Linked DNA regions of Homo sapiens: region 1 is linked to region 2. The links are chromatin contacts, found by Hi-C or POLR2A ChIA-PET in ENCODE. All regions are on one chromosome and are shown on one strand. Each heading gives the region's core, a stretch centred on a gene start or an enhancer-like site at or near the end of the contact. The rest is flanking DNA. Distances are from core to core; before and after follow the strand shown.

The links. A loop is a pair of places that touch in the nucleus more often than their neighbours do. ChIA-PET counts read pairs that join two places held with the same protein, here RNA polymerase II (POLR2A). Pooled maps may share reads with other maps.
Region 1: a loop to region 2 is called in a pooled map, with 2.5 times the contacts of the local background. The contact joins two enhancer-like sites. A Hi-C loop is called at or near these places in 5 of 50 pooled maps. POLR2A ChIA-PET finds 5 or more read pairs at or near these places in 3 of 52 experiments (HEK293T, K562 and Panc1).

The regions. Positions count from the first base shown.
Region 1 is chr17:37,843,550-37,846,249 of GRCh38, reverse strand. It overlaps the pseudogene YWHAEP7. Among named protein-coding and RNA genes, the nearest start is that of TBC1D3K, 80 kb to the left of the region's middle. RefSeq lists enhancers at 1,558-2,058, 2,394-2,700. Within about 2 kb of position 1,414, at least 4 of the 41 ENCODE cell types and tissues checked have a DNase peak (open chromatin) inside an H3K27ac peak, as active enhancers do.
Region 2 is chr17:37,505,432-37,508,131 of GRCh38, reverse strand. All of the region lies in intron 1 of DUSP14 (dual specificity phosphatase 14), which reads right to left. Among named protein-coding and RNA genes, the nearest start is that of DUSP14, 17 kb to the right of the region's middle. RefSeq lists enhancers at 119-619, 620-1,120. Within about 2 kb of position 1,276, at least 3 of the 41 ENCODE cell types and tissues checked have a DNase peak (open chromatin) inside an H3K27ac peak, as active enhancers do.

The DNA.
Region 1 (2,700 bases), core at 165-2,664, 340 kb before region 2:
GCCACTTTGCTTTTCCTCAGTCATGCCAAGCATGGCTCTGCCTTCAGAACCTTTTCCCCAGGTGTCCCCATTGCTCCCTTCCGCCCCTCCAAGTCTTAGCTCAACACTTACCTTGAGGCCCGCCCGACCTGCCTATTAAGCATAACCTTGCCTGCCCACCCAGTTCCTTTATGCTCATAGTTTTTGCTACTGGTCACCTTCTAACATACCATTATTGTGTCTTCATAGATGATCTCCCTGATGACTGTCTCTCAGGGGCCCAGGCAGGGACTGACGTTAGAGTCAATACTCCACAGCTGTTTGTTGAATGAGTAGGTAACAGCATGGCTGGCTGGTCCTGGTGCAGAAAGTCTTGGGAGGCCTCAGTTTGCGTCGTGCTTCTGTCATCAGCCAGCTGTGTGATTCTGCACAAGTATTTTAACCTCTCTGGGCCTCAGTTTCCCCATCTGTAACTTGGGGGCCTACCTCAAATGGTTCCTGGTGAAGAGTAACAAGACCATACCCTAAGTTCCAGTTGCCTTTTCCTCTGCCTTTCCACCTTCCCCTCCAGCCCCTCCAAGTCTCTTTTGTTAAGACAGGGTCTCACTCTGTCACCCAGGCTGGAATGCAGTGATCTCGGTTCACTGCAGCCTCTATCTCCCAGGCTCAAGTGAAACCCACCACAGCCTCCCAAAGTGCTGAGTGCTGGGATTACAGGTGTGAAACACTGCACCAGCTACATGTAGAACTTGATAAAGACTGGCTTTCACCGTGTATGAGATGGGGAGCCATCTTCAGTTCTAATGCAGCTGGGACTACAGGTGCGTGCCACCACACCCGGCTAATTGGTTTTGTGTTTTTTTTTGTTTGTTTTCTGTTTTTTTTGTACAGACGGGTTTCTCCATGTTGGCCAGGCTGGGCTCGAACTCCTGGTTTCAAGTGAACCTCCCAACTTGGCTTCCCAAAGTGCTGAGATTACAGGCGTGAGCCACCATCCCCGCCCCCTCAAAATCTGTTAGGACGACAGTCTCGCCAAGGCAATGCAGTCGCAATATGCCGTTTCCATTGCAATCACAATATGACATTTCCATTTACTTTGGATTATACGTCATTATGAATATTAACAAGACTTAAAAAGGACACCTTCGGGTATGTCAGATGAAAGTACAAAAATTGCGTTGTGGGGCTGCAGTTTGAGGACAGTGTCTGCAGCCGTCACGTGGTAGCAAAACGGTGTTAAGCATTGCAGGAGAGTCTGCATCTACGACAGCCAGAGTCCATACGTCGGGAGGTTTATTTGGTTTGAGAGGGAACAACAGGCAGGATGGGCACCACCCGGGGCTGGACAGTCAGGCGGGCTAGGGTGCGGTTCCTCGCACTCGCCACTAGAGGTGAGGCGTTTACCGCTTCAGGGCTGGAAGATGGGCCCTCGGGGACTGGCTACTGCTGGCCCGGGGCGGAAACCTGGGCGGGGGTTGGATGCGACGCCTCAGGCGGCCCCCCTGGTTACTGACACCCGACTTTGGCATGACTTTATTTGTTTTTCCCCCCATCAGATTTCCTGTCTTTGTGGGCTGATGGACTAGAGGAAAGATGCCTGTTGACGGTCAAAGGCAGAGCCTCTTCGGCAGCTTCTTAAAGCGCCTTCTTTAACAGAGAAACAATCTGCATGGGGTCTAGAACGGTTCTGAAATCCTGCTGAAGGTTTCGAAACTTCCTGGGGGGGGTCTCCTGCCAGAGCGCCTACGCTGCCTCTGGGCTGGCTGGCCAGTGAGCCCCGTCTCACAGCCTGACAGTCCCCACATCAGCCCGGACCGTCTTTCGGGACCAGCCCCATTTGCACAGCCTGAGCTGTAGAGGGCCCTGGAGTTCGGAGTTCTTGTCCCAACTGTGCCCCTGCAGGCCTGTTCCACCCACTGAGGCTCAGTTTCCCCATGTGCCTAATGAGGAAGTCATGCTAGGTGGGGCTTACAGCCTCTTGCAGCTTTGCCATTGATCACTTCCGTGTCTTCAGAGAGGCTGCCAAGTCTCCTCTGAATGAAGTTCCCCAAAAAGCAAACGTAAGAAAATACACAGAGCTTACCCAGACACCAGGCCCTTTAGAAATAGACCATTTCTTACCTTAGGCCCCCAGAAGGTCCTCATTCTAGCTTTGTGGAGAAAAGAAGAGTCTTTGCCTCAGCCCCCAGAGGTTGGGGTGGGGTGGCTGAATTTTGAGGCTGGGATTGGCAACTCTGGTGAAGCCCAAAGTGACACGGATGGTTTCAAAGCCACCTAGAGGATAAGGTGTCAGGACAGTGACAAGACCCCAGGTCCCTATCACACACCAGAGCTCACTGAGCCTCCACCTGGGGTCTCTGCTGAATCTCTGACAGGCTAGGAGAGAAGGGACTGGGGTTACTGACCCCCAGAAAGTCAGAGAAAGTGGCAGTTGGAGGACCTGGGTTTGAGTCCTGGATCACCCCTTCCCCGCCTTGGCAAACTACTCAGACTCTGGAAACCTGTTTCACCTGTAAGATGGGGATGACAATCAAACCCACCTTGCAGGGCCGTGAAGATGCTTAAGACAAGTGCATGCAAAAACTTTCACACACACAAAGCCTTCCTAAAGATGGGGAGACAAGGCCTCATGAGCAGCAGGTGGCCAGGCACTATGTGGGGGCTGGAGTCCTGTTTTCCCTTCAACCTGGGAAAGGACTGATGGGCACTTAGTAGGTTTTG
Region 2 (2,700 bases), core at 27-2,526:
TCGAGGCTAGGCCTCGCTTTGGGAGCCCACATCCCATGACTGGTTAATGCTATGGGAGTACACAGAGCAGTCCACAGGTGAAATCACAGCATGAGGAGGAACAAGGACGCAGTCACATAAGGAAACTGCGTGTGTGTGCATTGGATGTAAACTATGAACAGGGCAGAAACTCTGAGAACATCCTTTCCTACAGCAGAGCAGGGTCTCCTGCCACTTCCAAGTCTTCCCTGGCAGAATCCTACTGGTTTAAAAAGCAAAGTCACTGTGGTAATAAACACAAAATTAGGCCTTCAAGCTGCTGGGGATGACGCTCCTCATTGTGGAAAATCTGGAAGATGCTAATCAAATTTCCAAGTAGGTTATCTAGTTGTTGTCTAATTCAGAGAGGCTTGGCCATAGACACGGTGGCTTACGCCTATAATCCCAGCACTTTGGGAGGCCGAGGCGGGCAGATCACCTGAGACCAGCCTGGGCAACATGGTGAAACCCCGTCTCTACTAAAAATACAAAAATTAGCCAGGTGCAGTGGTGCATGCCTATAATCCCAGCTAGTAGGGAGGCTGAGCCAAGAGAATCGCTTGAACCCGGGAGGAAGAGGCTGCAGTGAGCTGAGATCGCGCCATTGCACTCCAGCCTGGGTGGCAGAGCGATGCATCCTCCCAAATTACGCTGTCTGGGAAGCCACTTGCCTTCCTGAGGCAAAGGAGCCCAGGTTCCCTGTAGAAGCCGGGCTGATTCCGTTAACTCGCATTTGCTGAGTGGCGCTAGGGTACTTGGTGCTGCAGGGAAAACAGATTGTGAGCCCTCGGGGCAGAATCCAAGTGAGACAGACACATTGCTCCCTCCCTGCTGCTGCCAGTCCATCTCTTTGCCAACAAACCTGCTTAAAATGCCAAAGCTGGTCCAAAGTTTCAGGAAAACAACTTCCGCCAGAGGGCACGTAGAGGGCACAGATGCTATAGATGCTTCTCTGACAAACACTCCTGACCCCCTTGACAGATTGGAAAATACATGGTTCAGAAAGGGTGAGAGATTTCAACTTGAGAAGTGAAACTAGGAAAAGATGGAAGGTGTCCGGATTTCTAGCTCAAGTCCACACACTGCTTCTCTGCGGTGACTAAATCGTGGCTGTGTTCTCATCACCTGCCTCGCGGCGCTCCACACCACCAGCCAGCGTCTGCCACACACGCGGGGGGGTGTGGATCTGCCTAAGAAGGTGTTTCAGTGCTACTTACAGAAAGGCTAAGCCCAGATGGGCCGAGCTGCTCCAGTTTCCCCTAGTGCCAGAACAGGGAACTACTGCCACATCCTGGTACACCATTTGGTGCACAAAACATCCCCCTGGCTGCAGAGGGTGGACCTCAGCAAGGAGCAGCCCCAGAGTAGGCACTACAAGAAGCCCTAGAGTCAGCCAGTTCTCAGATCAGATCAGTAGAACTGGATGGTAAAAAATAAAAAACCCATGGGTATTATATCACAGGTGCATGAAAATCTACTCAGTAAATGTGTCCTGGGAGACAGGGAAAGGAGATAGGGTAGCAGAGTTTGACCCGTATTTGAGGGATCACAAATTGCATGGTGCTCTCTGAGTGAACATGCCATCCCACTGCAGGACAATGGTCTCTGGGACGATGATGACCAGGAAGAATGCTTAAGAATGACCACATCACTGTCTATGGTGTTCAACTTGGCCTTCCCAAGATGCTCTGGCAATGGCACGTGCTTCTTGGAGGAAAAAATATTTTCCTGGCTTGGGGGATGGGGGTAGGGTAGAGTGAAAGACAGAAAGGAAGAGCTGTCCTAAACCAACCCCAGGGTTTTTTGGGTTTTTTTGTTTTCTTTTTTGCAGGGGGACGGGGGCGGGGGGGAGATGGAGTCTCTCTCTGTCACCCAGACTAGAGTGCAATGGCGCTATCTCGGCTCACTGCAACCTCCGCCTCCTGGGTTCAAATGACCCTCCTGCCTCAGCCTCCCGAGTAGCTGGGATTACAGGTGCATGCCACCATGCCCAGCTAATTTTTTGTATTTTTTAGTAGAAACAGAGTTTTGCCATGTTGCTCAGACTGGTCTTGAACTCCTGACCTCAGGTGATCCACCTGCCTTAGCCTCCCAAAGTGCTGGGATTACAGGCTTGAACCACTGAGCCCAGTCTGGTTTGTTCTTAACATCTTCTCAGAGACGATGCTGGTCTTTTTGGATAATAAGCATCGAACACTAAGTACTGAACAAAATACAAGATTAGTGTCTTCCCAGCGGGCCTCTAATCTCAGTAATGCATACACTAATATTAATAACACCTGATTGCTCCCTGCTCCACAGAGCTCCTGGGATGCGGGCATCAGCCTTGTAGCCTTGTGGTCAGCACTGGCATCCATACCTGGAGCAGTGGTACCTGACACTCAGAATTGCTACATGGGGTCATGGCCTAATCAGAGACAGCATCCATCCTAATGCCACGGAGGTTACTTTTCTTTAAAAAAAAAAAAAAAAAAAAAAGATGACAACCACCAGAATCAGCAGTTAACTGAAATTCTATCTACGGCTTTTCTTTTCATGTTCAGTCAACAGCAGAAAATGGCCACAACAGTGCTTCAGATGACTGTGTAAAATGCTCTCACTAAAATACTTTCAGTTTTAGGAATTTCAGAGGGCCAGAGTATATACTGGAGAGGCCTACACTGTTACCTTTTTATATTCAAA